2 separate regions of the Mus musculus genome follow, and region 2 is linked to region 1. A link is a loop called in an ENCODE intact Hi-C map of the cell type or tissue named here. Cell type or tissue: heart. All regions are shown on one strand.

Region 1 (8,000 bases):
TGAAACTCAAGAAGAATGAAGACTGAAGTGTGGACACTATGCCCCTCCTTAGAAGTGGGAACAAAACACCCATGGAAGGAGTTACAGAGACAAAGTTTGGAGCTGAGATGAAAGGATGGACCATGTAGAGACTGCCATATCCAGGGATCCACCCCATAATCAGCATCCAAACGCTGACATCATTGCATACACTAGCAAGATTTTATTGAAAGGACCCAGATGTAGCTGTCTCTTGTGAGACTATGCCGGGGCCTAGCAAACACAGAAGTGGATGCTCACAGTCAGCTAATGGATGGATCACAGGGCTCCCAATGGAGGAGCTAGAGAAAGTAGCCAAGGAGCTAAAGGGATCTGCAACCCTATAGGTGGAACAACATTATGAACTAACCAGTACCCCGGAGCTCTTGACTCTAGTTGCATATGTATCAAAAGATGGCCTAGTCGGCCATCACTGGAAAGAGAGGCCCATTGGACTTGCAAACTTTATATGCCCCAGTACAGGGGAACACCAGGGCCAAAAAGGGGGAGTGGATGGGTAGGGGAGTGGGGATGGGTGGGTATGGGGGACCTTTGATATAGCATTGGAAATGTAAATGAGCTAAATACCTAATAAAAATGGAAAAAAAAGAGGTTACCAATTTCCAATATTAATTCCAATATAAATCTCATGCTTTTTAGTCTAGCGTATGTTCAGTAAATGGAACTTTGTTTCTTTGGGATTTTAGGTGAACATGAATCAGGCAATAAACTCTGTTAACCTTACACAAGATATCAGGGCAAGATGACTTTGGGTCACTAAAGGTCTAAAGATTATTAAAATAGAACTTTTCTGACCTCCACATCAGAAAATGATGATCTAATTATTAACTAGATTTGAAAGATCAATATAATCAAACTTTTCTGACCTGTATGTAAAAAAATGATGATGTAATTATTAACTAAAGTCATGTTTGTTTTGAGTAGGACTAATTAAGATTGATAATGAATCACAGTGCACAGTCAGTAAAGGTTGATGAATGCAATAAAACTGGATGTTTACATGGAGGAAAAATGGGCAGGATAAAGACTCAAATCCTGGTTCTACTACCTGTCTCTGTCTCTAATGACATATGTCTCTAATTAAAGGACAGAATCTCCAAGGCTCAGCTTTCACTCCCCAGTGGGAATAATTTTGGTTTAGACAAAGAAAGTAGATGGAATCATAAGAAATATTGATGTGAGCATTTTAAGACAATATATAGAATTTGTATAATATATTTTATGAAATATTGTATAACATAGTCTTAAAGGACAGTTTTCTGTGCTACGTGAGTTCAATCAATTTACAACACATATGAGGCTCTCTGTACATATCAAGCCAGTGCTTAAGCTTTGCCATTATAACTAGAAGAGCACACATTATTCCATTAATATTTGGATTTTTATGATGTTTGAGACCTCACATTCCATTCTGAGCAGTCTGGTCCTTTTACACTATAATTTCTAACATCCCCAAGCACTGATGGTTTACTAAAGCCATAGAAACTCCTCTGTATTTAGCCTTCCTTATTTATTATATAGTATTTTTTATTCTTATCAATTACAGAATTATGATGACTAGTTTTATGTCAACTAGTCACAAGCTGGAGTCATTGGAAACAGTGAACCTACACTGAGAAAATGTCTCCCTAAGTCTGGCAGTAGGCATAAACTTTTTTAAAAAATTAATTAATTAATTAACTAAATTAATTAATCCTCCTCCCCAGTCCCCTGTCTCCATGTGAATGTCCCCATCCTCCATGCCACCTGACCTCTAAATTCCCTGTGGGATCCTGTCTCTTGAGGGTTTGGTGCATCATTTCTGAAGGAACATAAACTTGGCAGTCCTCTGCTGTATGTGTGTTGGTGGTCTCATATCAGCTGGTGTATGCTGCCTGTATGGTGGTCCAGTGTTTAAAAGATCTTGGGGGTCAAGATTAATTGAGACTGCTGGTCCTCCTACAGGGTTGCCCTTCTTCTCAGCTTCTTTCAGACTTTCCCTAATTCAACAATAAGGTCAGCTGCTTCTGTCCATTGGTTGGGTGCAACACTGCCTCTGACTCTTTCAGCTTCTTGTTGGGTCTTCCAGAATGCAGACATGTTAGGTCCCTTTTTGTGAGCACTCCATAGCTTCAGTGATAGTGTCAGGTCTTGGGCCCTCTCCTTGAGCTGGATCCCTCTTTGTGCTTGCCACATGACCTACTTTTCCTCAGGCTCCTCTCCATTTCCATCCCTGGAATTCTTTCAGACAGGAATAATTATGGGTCAGAGTTGTGACTTTGGGATGCACCCCTCCCCTGACCCTCATTTAATGCCCTGTCTTCCTGCTGGAGGTGGGCTCTATAATTCCCTCTCCCTACTGTCTGGCATTTCCTCTAAGGTCCTTCCCTTTGATTCCTGAGTCTCTCACCTCCCATGTTTCTGGTGCATTCTGGAGGGTCCCCAAAGCCTCCTACCTCCTGAGGTTGCCTGTTTCCATTCTTTCTTTTCTCTCTCTTTTTAATTAGATATTTTCTTTATTTACATTTCAAATGTTATCCCATTACACAGTTTCCTCTCCAAAAATCCCCAATCCTTCCCCCTCCCTCTGCTCCCCAACCTACCCACTCCTGCTTCCTGGCCCTGGCATTCCCCTCTACTGGGGAATAGAACCTTCACAAAACCAAGGGCCTCTCCTCTCATTGATGACTGACTAGGCTGTCCTCTGCTACATATGCAGCTAGAACCACAAGTCCCACCATGTGTTTTCTTTGATTGGTGGTTTTGTCCAAGGGAGATCTGGGGGTACTGGTTAGTTCATGTTGTTGTTATTCCTATGGGGCTACAAACCCCTTCAGCTCCTTGGGTACTTTCTATAGCTCCTTCATTGGGGACCCTGTGCTCCATCCAGTTGATGTCTCTGAGCATCTACGTCTGTATTTGTCAGGCACTGACAGAGCCTCTCAGGAGGCAGATATATCAGTCTCCTGTCAGCAAAATCTTGCTGGCATCCACAATAGTGTCTGGTTTTGGTGGTTGTTTATGGGATGGATCCCCAGGTAGGGCAGTCTCTTGATGGTCATTCCTTCAGTCTCTGCTACACACTTTGTCTCTGTATGTCCTCCCATCGGTATTTTGTTCCCCTTTGTAAGAAGGATCAAAGTATTCACACTTTGGTCTTCCTTCTTCTTGAGTTTCATGTGTTTTGCAAATTGTATCTTGAGTATTCTGAGCTTCTGTGCTAATATCCATTTATCAGTGAGTGCACATCATGTGTGTTCTTTTGTGACTGGGTTACCTCACTTAGGATGATATCATCCAGATCCATCCATTTGCCTAAGAATTTCATAAATTCATTGTTTTTAATAGTTGAGTAGTACTCCATTGTGTAAATGTACCACATTTTCTTTATCTATTCCTCTGTTGAGGGACATCTGGGTTGTTTCCAGCTTCTGGCCATTATAAATAAGGATGCTATGAGCATAGTGGAGCATACGTCCTTATTACATGTTGGAGCATCTTCTGTGTGTATGCCCAGGAGTGGTATGGCTGGATCTTCCTGTAGAACTATGTCCAATTTTTTGAGGAACCACCAAACTGATTACTAGAGTAGTTGTACAAACTTGCAATCCCACCAGCAATGGAGAAGTGTTCTTGTAATTCTTTAAGGGATTTTTGTGTTTCCTCTTTAAGGACTCCTACCTGTTTAGCAGTGTTCTGTATTTCTTTAAGTGAGTTATTATGCCCTTCTTAAAATCTTCTACTACCATCATGAGATCTGATTTTAAATGCTATTCTTGCTTTTCGGGTGTGTTGTGGTATCCAGTACTCGCTGTGGTGGGTGTACTGGGTCCTGATGATGCCCAGTGTTCTTGGTTTCTGTTAGTAAGATTCTTACGTTTGCCTTTCGCCATCTGGTAATCTCTGGTGTTAATGGTCTAGTTGTCTCTTGCTGGAGCTTGATCCTCCTGTGATTCTATTAGCCTCTGTCAGCACTCCTGGGTGTCCAACTCTCACCTGAGTCCCAGTGGTCAGAGCACTCTCTGCAGGCAAGCTCTCCTCTTGCAGGGCAGGTGTCCAGAAATCTGGAGCTCTGATCCACCTCCTGAGTCCTGGGGTCAGAGCCCTCCCTGTAGGCTGACTCTCCTTTGGCAAGGAAGGTGCCCAGGGGTCTGGGTCTCAGCTCTGCCTCCTGGCTAAGGATGAAGTTTGGAAGGGATCCTGTCCAAGAAGCTCTGTTGCTTCTGTTGCCCACGTGCTCTCCAGTGATCAGGAGGTCCTGGGTGTGGTAGGGGTCCTGGGGTGTGGAGAGTCCTCTGGGGCCCTTGGCACCCTCAGCAGGGTTCACATGGAAGATAGCGGGGCTGGACCCTACCAGAATGAATACCAGCCTCTGGTTGGGCAGGGTTTCTTTGTCCCTGATCCTGCTGGCCAAGATTCTTTGGAGCTGATGTTGAGTTCCACTCACCTGTGATTCTGAGATGATCCCAAGGTCCCACAACATGAAGAGTACTCTGGGGTCCTTGGCAGCCTCTGCAGGGTTCAGGGGGAAGATGGCTGGGCTGGCCCCAACCAGAACCCGCCCGCCTTTCTTTCTTTCTTTCTTTCTTTCTTTCTTTCTTTCTTTCTTTCTTTCTTTCTTTCTTTCTTTCTTTCTTTCTTTCTTTCTTTCTTTCTTTCTTTCTTTCTTTCTCTCTCTCTCTCTCTCTCTCTCTCTCTCCCTCCCTCCCTCCCTCCCTCCCTCCCTCCCTCCCTCCCTCTCTCTCTCTCTCTTTCTTTCTTTCTTTCTTTCTTTCTTTCTTTCTTTCTTTCTTTCTTTCTTTCTTTCTTTCTTTCTTTCTTTCCTTTTCTCCTCCTCCCTCTCCTCCTCCTCCTCCTCCTCCTCTTCTTCTTCTTCTTCTTCTTCTTCCTTCTCCTTCCTTCTCCTTCCTTCTCCTTCCTTCTCTTCCTTGTCCTCGTCCTCCTCGTCCTTCTCATCCTCCTCCTCCTCCTCTTCCTCCTCCTCCTCCTCCTCCTCCTCCTTCTTTTTCTTCTTTTCTCCTTCCTTCTCCTCCTTGTCCTCGTCCTCGTCCTCGTCCTCCTTGTCCTCATCCTCCTTGTCCTTCTCACCTCCTTGTCCTCCTCGTCCTCCTCCTCTGCACCACCACTGCCCATCAACACTCATCTTCTATCACACACAGTTGTTCTGCTCATGAGTTTGCTTTCTGTTGTGTATCATTTAATTTTTTTGGGAAAATGACAAATTAAAATACATTAATAACATTCTGAAACCTATAATTTTCTGAGTTGTTGTAACCAAGTTCTCTGAGGTTCAGTCTTTCTTCATTATGGAGAAGAAAATAGATTTTTTTTATTGTTTCTTTGTGAGAATATCCTACTGTATTAACCTTGAAGTAATGGAAGGTGTTCATTTAATGTGGTACTTCTGGCTTTATAAGAAGTGCAGAGGATTTATATTAGGGCAATTTCTAATGTGGTATATGTTTTAGTTGATGGGATTATTCTGATGTGTAAGTAATAGTGTATAACAGTGGTTATCAGATTTACTCGACATCTACGAGTAAGTGTCAGGACGACAGGTTCCTGACAGAAAGTTCCCTTCCATATTTGAAATATAAAATGTTATCGTCTATGTTTCAATCTTAAAATTTATCTTATGATAAAAATTATCCTCATTATTTTAATTAAAAGCTTATTGTATTATCATTCACAGTATATGTTGTTTGATATTTTATGTTAGTGTCTTTGTAATGTTAGTATATTTTTTGAAAACTCTGTTGTGTTATTTGTGAGAGAACAGTTAATGTTTTATACAATATAAAATTCCTTTTTATTTGCCAGTTATATAAAATATTAAACTTCTATAATATTATAAGTCCTCTAGTGTTCATTAAATTAAGACCTCTGAATTTTTTACAACTTCCAATTTTCTGTCATGAAGTACCTTTACTGTTTCTTTTTCAATTGTGGCTACAAAGCAGGAAACCCTTTCACCTAAATTTTTCAAACCCAATCCATTATAAGGATATGCTGTTGTATAAATGAGAGCAAAGGAGCCAGCACTTTAATCACTATGTTGGAACAAAGTCCCCTGCGAGGAGAGATTAAGTGTTGTTTCTGGTTGGTCTGTTTTGTATCAGAGACTCACATATGTGTTAGCAGACTTCCTTATATAAGCTTTTGGTTATGTGCACAGTCATATCTTGAGAAGCAAGCAATGGTTCTAGGTGTGTTTCTGGGGCTTCTTCTCACATGTCTGCTTCTCCTTTCACTATGGAAGCAGAATTCTCAGAGAAGAAACCTTCCTCCTGGCCCCACACCTCTTCCCATCATTGGAAATATTCTTCAGCTAGATCTTAAGGACATCAGCAAATCTCTGAGGAATGTAAGTATACATTTGGTTTTCCCAGAAGCACTCAAAGGGAAGTAAATGGGGCCAATGTTTAAGTGAAAAATATGGCTGGGCATGCTCTATACAATAGAAGATTAGAAAACTGTTACCTAAGCTTGATGGGCTAGTTGTATTTTTCATCATGTCACTCTCAGAAATTATAATACAAGGCAATGTGGTATGACTAGTTAAATATTAAAGGCTGTTTAGTAGAATGAGAATCACTGTGTAGTAAAGTTGCAGTTTTTCCTTCTTAATACCTTCAGTTAATGGCTGAAGGAAAAACAAAGGAAATAGAGATTTCCTTCACCTATTTTAGCCATGCATGTTACATAGAATGTGCAAACAAATGTGCAAAACAAATTCTGTGAAGAATTAACATTCATCTGCTATCCAGAAAGTAGCTGTGTGTCTGAACAACAACAACAAAAAAATGATAGGACTAAGTAGTCATTCAGGACTTAGTAGTAGCAATTAGAAGTCTTTTCAGTCCTAACACACCCTTTTCTGGGAACAAGAATGTGACATGTGTTAGAACTTGCTTCTGGAAAATGCTGCACCTTGTACAGATTTTCTATTTGTTCATAATGCTTGTAGTCAGCAAAGCAGCCTCGATGATGAAGAAATATTGGTATCACTTAAAATACAGAATATCTAAAGCTAGAGGGTATAGTTTAACTTGTATCCTTTTGTATTCAGACACATTGTTACACCAGCAATATTTGTTGAAGATGCTTTCTTTTTTTCATTTCATATTACTGTCTTCTATAAAAATAAAAAATAATAAAAATGTCCATAGGTGTGTGAATATATTTTTGGGGGTCTTTAATTCAATTCTATTGATACACCTGTCTGTTTTTATTACAATACCATTGTATTACTATATGTGTGTCTTAGTGCTCGAAATCAGGGATGCTGATGCAACCAGACATTCTACAGGATTGTTGTAGCTATATTGGAGTTTTTGTTTTTCCATATGAAGTTAATAATTGTCTTTTCAAAGCCTGAGAGCCCTTTTGTTGAAAATTTGAAGGAAATTGCATTGAATCTGTAGATTGCTTTTGGTAGTATAGATATTTTACTTAGTTAATGTTAGCAATCTATATGCATTAGAGTTCTTTCCATCTTCTGATCTTCCACTTCTTGTTTTTTTCATCTTTTATTAGATATTTTCTTCATTTACATTTCCAATGCTATCCCAAAAATCTCCTATACCCTCCACCCACCCTGTTCCCCTACCAACCCACTCTCACTTCTTGGCCCTGGCATTCACCTGTACTGGAGCATATAAAGTTTGCAAGACCAAGGGGCCTCTCTTCCCAATATGGCTGACTAGGCCATCTTCTGCTACATATGCAGCTAGAGACACTAGCTCTGGGGGGGGGGGTATTGGTTAGTTCATACTTTTGTTCCACCTATAGGGTTGCAGACCCCTTCAGCTCCTTTGGTACTTTCTCTAGCTCCTCCATTGGGGGCCCCGTGTTCCATCCTATAGAAGACTGTGAGCATCCACTTTTGTGTTTGCTAGGCCCCTGCATAGCCTCACAAGAGACAGCTATATCTGGGTCCTTTCAGCAAAATCTTGCAAGTGTATGCAATGGTGTCAGAATTT
Region 2 (8,000 bases), 75 kb after region 1:
TATGTTTACCTTTCACCATCTGTTAATCTTTGGAGTTAGTTGTTATATTTTTCTCTGTTTAGAGATTGTTCCTCTGGTGATTCAGTTACCATCTATCAGCAGACCTGGGAGACTAGCTCTCTCTTGAGTTTCAGTGGTTAGAGCACTCTCTCCAGGCAAGCTCTCCTCTTACAGGGAAGGTGCACAGATATCTGGCGTTTGGACCTTCTCCTGGCCGAAGATGTAGGCCAAAAAAAGGACCTTTTCCAGAAGCTGTGTTGCTTTGTCCTGTCACAGAAGCTGTCAGTTTCTGTGGTGCACACTCTCACCTGTGCAGACTACTTTGGGCAGAGTCCCGGAACCAAGATGGCTACCGCTGATCCTGAGGCAAAAGCCTCCCGAACCGGGCGGACACCTGTCCTCTGGCCGGGAGGGTGGCCAGATGCCCGGAGCCCCAAAAGGGTGGTGCCTCAGAAGCTCTGTGGCTCCTGCCTGTCCCAGAAGCTGTCAGCTTCTGTGGTGCACACTTTCACCTGTGCAGACTACTTTCTTTGGATTCCCGGAACCGTTTCTCTTCTCCTTTCTTTCTTTCTTTCTTTCTTTCTTTCTTTCTTTCTTTCTTTCTTTCTTTCTTTCTTTCTTTCTTTCTTTTTTCTTCTTTTCTTCTTCTTCTTCTTCTTCTTCTTCTTCTTCTTCTTCTTCTTCTTCTTCTTCTTCTTCTTCTTCTTCTTCTTCTTCTTCTCTTCTTCTTCTTCTTTCTTCTCCTTCTCCTCCTCCTCCTCCTCCTCCTCCTCCTCCTCCTTCTTCTTCTTTGGGGAGACAGGGTTTCTCTGTATAGCTCTGGCTGTCCTGGAACTCACTTTGTAGACCAGCCTGGCCTCAAACTCAGAAATCCGCCTGCCTCTTCCTCCCAAGTGCTGGAATTAAAGGTGTGTGCCACCATGCCTGGCCCTCTTACTTCTTAAACCTTTATATTACGTGACTTGTTTATTCTTCTTGTTTCCAGGGCACCACTGTCATAGCATCACTGACTTCTGTGCTATATGATGATAAAGAATTCCTCAACCCAGAGAGGTTTGATCCTAGTCACTTTCTGGATGAGAGTGGCAAGTTTAAGAAAAGTGACTACTTTTTTCCTTTCTCAACAGGTAATCAAAATTATTTCCTGGTCTTTTGAATCTTACAATATTTCCACCCCATCTTCCACAATGCTCCCTAAGCCCTAGCTTCAGGAGCTGTGCTAGAGATGTGTCTGCTGGAGCTGTGCACAAAATGTTCAACTGCTCTTTGCATTTTTATCAGTTATGGATTTCTCTAAGGGTTTCTCTTTGTTTCAAAGACAAGTTTCTTTGATGAATGTTAGACACTTGCCTGCAAATATTGATAAGTAGAACCATGACCTCATTATGTCAGAGAAGTTGAGTAGGTTTCCAGTACCTGCTGAGGGGGCTTTAAGCCCAATTAGACAGCCACTGTTTACCAACAAGATGCATGTGTGTCATTATCGAACCCTTAGGGACATTTTGACATGCTTGGCATTATTGTGGCTCATCAATATCACAGCAAGGTAGGAATATTGATTGCCAACTTTCTTCATGAAATTGTGTCTCCTAGAGGTGACAGGGAAACTTGACCCATGATATATTGCTGCCTAAACAAGACTTGAGCATGTACAGCACCAATAGGTAACATGAAATAGGGAAGTCTCATGGAGATCCATTCCTAAACCAAGAACTACAGGCAACTAAAGAATGCTAAGAGCAGAAAAAATTTCTTTCTCCCCATTGATGAGCCTCTTCATTGTTTTTACAATACTATGTTGTTAACTTTTAATTCATATGCATACAAGTAACATTAACGGACTTACCATGGTGTATTTTTATATCTATATACACATATTACATATACATTTAATTACATGTATATATACATAGACACATTCACACACATATATTTGTAATTTATATGAAATAATAATAGAGAAAGATCACAAATTTTAGAGGGAGCAAGCAGGGTATGGGAAAATTTACAGAAAGTAAAGGCAAGGATTAAATGATGTAATTATATTTGAATTTCAAAAAAAATTCCAGGCAACAGAATAATTTGTATGTATCTCTTGAAACTTTCCAACTTGTATTTTCTTTTAGAATAGCAGACTAGCTTTGATCTAGTCATTATTCCCAATGCCTATGCACTTTCTCTGAGACAAAACGTATCTGCTGATCCACATTAGTGGGACTTTAGAATGTTGACTTATCCTTTCCAAACTCACCAACCTAAACCATAGCGTGGTTGGACTGTGTGTCTAGATATATCATTAAGCTACTATAGAAGTTTTCCTTGATAGTAGGGCATGTTGCTGTCTGTGAGGAAGGTAGCCAGTGTCATGATAGCCCACTCCTTGGTACCAGTCTTCTGTACAAGTTACTTTTCTTGATTTTGTGTACAAATTCTTGTTAAGAAGCACCTTAAAGGTTTATTTCTGCTTATGGTTTGAGGGAAGATCGTCTATAATGGAGGAAGAGACATGACACAGAAGCCCCAGTTTGGGCAGGGAAATGATGGTTCCCTAGTAACTGCACACTGCCTGCTGCTGGAACTGCAGAAGGGCTGAAGCCAGCCCTTGTTATTTGGTGAGAGGCTTAGGGAAAGAGCAATATATAGCTCTGGGGTAGCTGGAAAGATTCATTTCACATCTTGGCTTAACATGAAACAGATGGCAGGCTAAAAGCTAGAGAGACTATAAACCTTCAAGACACATCTCCAGTGACTGAGTTTCATTCTAAGCTTCCACCTACTAAAGTTTCCAGAACATTATAAACAGCATTGCCAACTGTGGACTACATATTTAATTAAATACATGAGCCAATTTAGGACATATTGTATTTGGTACACATCACATATTCTTTTGTAAGCAACTGTTTCTGCTGACTACTGCCTGTCCATTTGTAGATGTGGATTTGCATCTGTGGTGACTCAGTTTGCAAAGATGTCAGGTTTTTCAGTCCCCAGAGTTGTTTAATTTTTACAATTTAAGACTATTCTCAAGATGGTTACTGGCTGTAGTACTCTGAGTATTTGTTAAGAGATACGAGAAGGTTTTCTTTAAAGTTCCCTACTTATGAGGTGTCATGATTATCTGCTTCTTTAGATGATTTTTTTTTTGGTCTGGGTGGAACCTTCTGTCCATGTTGCCCCACTGTCTGTTCTCCCTTTCCCCTCTCTGATGGTAGTCTTTCACATTATCCTGATATTTGGTTCCAAAGAAGTAGTATTCTGTCTCTTCTGATGTATTATTCATATTCTCTGGAGTACACCATCTATCCTTTTGTGCCCCATTAAATAACAGGGTTTATCACAGCTACCCACCTCCATGAGCAGTAATAAATGTTCCTTTATTTTAATTGTGGGGATGGGAAGTCCAGTGTTCAGTGCTGTTATTTCACCTTCTAAAGCTTTTTATACACCTACTTTAATACGGTATTTCCTAGTATTAGCCATGGAGAAATGTATGTCAATCATTTTTAAATTTACCCATCCAAATGACTATCCATCCATCCATATCAAAGAGTGACATAGGTTTTCTTTTATTACAGTTGTCAACACAGTCCTTAACCCAATAAGCACAAGGAGTTTATTACTTTCTTTGTTTTTTATTTGCAGGAAAACGGATTTGTGTGGGAGAGGGTCTGGCTCGAACAGAATTATTTTTATTCTTGACCACCATTTTACAGAACTTTAACTTGAAATCTCCAGTTGATCTGAAAGACCTTGATACTACTCCAGTTGCCAATGGATTTGTTTCTGTGCCACCCAAGTTCCAGATATGCTTCATTTCCATCTAAATGGATTTCCCCCTAAAGCCCTTTCCTTGAGGGTATAGCTTATCTCTTCTGTCAGGCATGTCTCTCTGACCCTATCACCAGAGTTCTGGGATTCCATATATATCCCTGCACAAACTGATCTATGTCCTTCTTTATTTATAAGGCAAGTAGTACTAAGCTAAAATAATATATCAAGATGTTTCTTCAACATAATACACACAAAGAAAGCATGACATCTCTGACCGTCTATCTCTTAAAGGTACAGAAAATTCCTATCTTCTATTTAAGGCAATTTTTAGGGTTACTGCAAAACAAGTCTGCAATTCCCTATGCTATTCAATGATTTATTGATTTCAGCCATGTTCTTATCTGATGGTGAATTACTAACATATTATTTTAAAACTGAGAAATATGACAGTTTTTAAAGCACTGTGTGTTTTAAATAAAAGTATTACAATTCTGGTCTGTTTGCAAAGATTTTTTCTTTTTTGGTATGGTCTCATGTAGTTCAAGCATTATGCAGCTGAAGGTAAATTTAAGTTTCAAATCACCTGCTCTAGCACCTGAGTTCTGAGAGAGTATATATGTATATATATGTGTGTGTGTGTGTGTATGTGTGTGTGTGTGTGTGTGTGTGTGTGTGTGTGTGTGTGTGTGTGTGTGTATGCTATGCCCACTCCAGTGAAGTCTGCTTGACAGGCTGAAAGGCCTGGAAGCACCCACAAAGCAAAGAGTTTCAAGAAAACTATGCTTCCTGGAACCGTCCTGGACATTCCCATAGCCTGTATACTCAAACCTTGTCTCTTCGTTAGTCTGGTGTTTGGATACATGTGCTCTCTTTCAGTATTGTTTTATTATAAGTACCTTTAAGGGTTGATTTTTGACATATAGCTAAGCCTCCACTAGTGTTCCAATGGTTCCTAGAAAATCCTTGAAGCCGATGGTGAGCTTGGAGTTCAGTAAGAATGTTAACTATTCAGTAACATTCAAATTCACTGCTAGTAGAGACAGTGAAACCAATTACAAAGAACAGAGCTAGAAAAGCTCTGGGCTAGTCTGCATAGTGATTACTTAGGGCAATAGCTGAGTCATACTCAAACACAGGAATACACAATGGCCCAGCAAATAGGTGGGTTGTCCCTTGAAAGAGTTAGCGGAAGGGGATTCCCCTGGTACAGGTTTTTTCGCTAGGCCCAGAGGAATAACATTAATCAGGTATTTACTAAAGAACCTCTGGTGGTGGGTTTAGCAATAGACTAGCATTTCATCAGAGCATTCACCAGGCTCCATTTTAAGTGATAAACGAGGCCTCGTCCTCACCATCATTTGGCGTATGCATTCCTTTTGTTTTGTGTCACTGTAACTTGGAGGATGTGTTCACCTGGTGTTTTGGTTTTCTTCTGTATAAAAAAGTCTGGTGTTCCTTTGGACATTGCATTCAGATCCAACACACTCTCTCGTGTCTGCATCTGTCTGTCAATTCTCCCCAACTCTATGCCCATCTGTCCGAACCCCTGATTCCCGCTGATTGAGGGGGGGCATCTAGGCCCAGTCTGTGGCATATATCTATATCTATATATGTATCTATATATGTATCTCTATCTCTATCTCTATCTATCTGTCTGTCTGTCTATCTATCTATCTATCTATCTATCTATCTATCTATCTATCTATCTCACAAACTAATCCATTGTCCTTCTTTGTACATAAAGCAAGTAGTAATAAGTTAAAATAATGTTCTAAGATGGTTTTGTTTCTTTATAATAATACATACAAAGAAAGGAAGAATGGTAGCAAGGATTTTTAATCAAGTCTCACTAATAATAAGTGCAGGGTTGGATCAGAATGAGAAAAATGATTCTATAAGAGAACATACAGAAAGGGCCCAACTTAGGGAGGATGGCACATTAACTGTCATGATTCCTGTCACTGAGATGGCGTTATTCTGAACATAAACACTTCTCATGGTCTTTTCAGTTTGTGACTCTTCGCTATAACCAAGTATGAATCAATGCTTCCACCCTGGAAATCGTGTGCTGTGTGTATCATCATTTTCTCCCAAACAAGACCAGAGTTCTTGGAGTTTCATCAGTTACTTTTTCTAATTTCCACACATTTTGTTACATTCATAAGAACTACGGTAACTTGATTTTATGACTCTAAAGTCATTAGCATCATTGGATCACTAGAAAGCACACAAATATATATTCAGATATCATTAAATTCTAGTTAGCATTTTTATTTCTTTCAGCCTTATGTCAACCATTGACCTTTGAAGTTAAAAATTTAAATGCTGTATTACCATGTGTACTTGCATGCCAAAAGAGGGCATCAGATCTTATTATAGACAGTTGTGTGCCACCCTGCTGGAGTTTGAACTCAGGACCTTCTGAAAGAACATTCAGTGTTCTTAACCACTAAGCCATCACTCTAACACAGTCATTATCTTTTTAAAGTTCATTTCTCAAAGGAAGCTACTTGACATTCTCTTTGTTATAGCTGCAAACACAGTGCCTGTTCCAGTCGAATACAAGAAGATAATTACATTTTTTTTTTCAGGAAAATGTATTTGTGTCAGAGATAACCTGGCTCAAATGAAGTTATTTTTATTCCTTACTACCATTTTATAGAATTTTAACCTGAAATCTGTTGATCCACAAGAACTTGATACCACTCATTAATGTAAGATATTAATGCTTAGAAACTTATATACCTGTACATATATGCGGGCACATTTACAATTTACTTCCAATACATACCATATATACATATGCACTTGTATGGAATTAACTATGATTCATTGTTAAACTGAACTTATGTAGCATGTATCTTGCCTTTTGCTATTTTTTATATAAATGTAACTTTTATTCATCAGATGTAATTGCTGTTTTGGAGGCTTACTGTTGAAGAAGCTTACCCTTTCTATTCCTTTCTGAATTCTGGCTGGCTGGTTCAAATCACCTATTCTGACCCAAAGTTCTCTCCTAGCTGATTAACTCAATCTGTCTTCTCTCAGCTTCTTTCTGAATGGTTCTGCTTAAACTGAAACTAACTCTGGAAATGTGTTCTAAACTTCTGGCTTCTTACTCTCTGGCTTCAGTTGCCTCTGATGATCTGCACTGAACTTCATGAACTCATGAACGAGCTCAACTCCACTGCACTGCACTCAATGCACTGCCTCCAAACTCACTCAACTGTTCTACACAGAGCTGACTGACTTTCTCTTCTTGCACTGCTCTTAAATAGCTTCTCTTTCTTGTCCCATTCTCGTGAGAGTTGGGTGAATCCTATCTGATTCTTTGTTTGAAATCTTTCTCTGATGCTTCACTTTGTCTGCCCCTCAACTGGATGTCACTTTCAAACATGGCTGTTTCCTTCCACAAACTAATTTTACCTTAAAAGTACATAGTAAACTTGCATTGTAGAAAATTTTAATACCAACATAGAGTTTCTACCCTGCCTCGATCTTTCAGTTTCTGAATAAAAGACACTCACCTTTTATTATTTACAATAAACCTTAAATAGCACAAGAGCTGGGCAGATATCACCCTCTATGCTATTAGAATTTACTTTCCTATTGATAACATTGAGTAATTACTTACTATATTTCATCTGGTCTGCTTTTAAATCCAATTGCCAACCCTCAGGGCCACATTTTGATGACCCACCTAATCCATGGTGGCTTCTCCACCATTCCCTTCTCTTCCTCATAGTTCTTCCCCAACTCCAAGCTCTGGAATCCTCATCCCTGCCTATGTTTCTTCTGCTCAGCTATTGGTTGTTGGCATCTTTATTTACTAATCAGAAAAAAACCTTGGGGGTGAGGTAACATAGTGTCATTTGGGTCTACATGTGGACTCTCTCATCTCTGGGTTAACCAGGTCTTGAGGAACCAGTTTTAGGATTAGAATACAAGCAGCATTAGGCCAACCTGGGTATGTTTGTATTCCAACCAAGGGGATTTAAGATCTATGGTGTGTCTGCATTTCATTCAGATCACACAGACCTAGGTCTTTGGATATGGTCCCTTGCTCTATCCTTCTATACTTCTACAAAACAGTATTCCAGGAAAAGCCTCAGGATAACAGAATGATGATCTGAAAATGCCTCTCCACTTTATTTTTTATATTGTATTATATTGTACTGTATTATATTGTGTTATATTATATTATTTTTCAAGACAGGATCTTTCTTTGT

What was found. A loop is a pair of places that touch in the nucleus more often than their neighbours do. Peaks named below come from ENCODE experiments on the same cell type or tissue, not always from the same donor. Only the 100,000 strongest peaks of a DNase experiment are listed, where the experiment ranks them.
Region 2: a loop joins it to region 1, with 5 times the contacts of the local background. A loop is called at or near these places in 13 of 42 quality-filtered maps.

What each region holds. Positions count from the first base shown.
Region 1 is chr19:39,107,715-39,115,714 of GRCm38, forward strand. Cyp2c66 (cytochrome P450, family 2, subfamily c, polypeptide 66) reads left to right here and starts at 6,184. Exons shown (of 9, transcript NM_001011707.1): 1 at 6,184-6,382. The coding sequence starts at 6,215. In heart, no CTCF peak of the experiment used is centred here; no DNase peak of the experiment used is centred here.
Region 2 is chr19:39,182,807-39,190,806 of GRCm38, forward strand. It overlaps Cyp2c66 (cytochrome P450, family 2, subfamily c, polypeptide 66), which reads left to right. Exons shown (of 9, transcript NM_001011707.1): 8 at 986-1,127; 9 at 3,643-3,950. The coding sequence ends at 3,824. Among named protein-coding and RNA genes, the nearest start is that of Cyp2c66, 73 kb to the left of the region's middle. In heart, no CTCF peak of the experiment used is centred here; no DNase peak of the experiment used is centred here.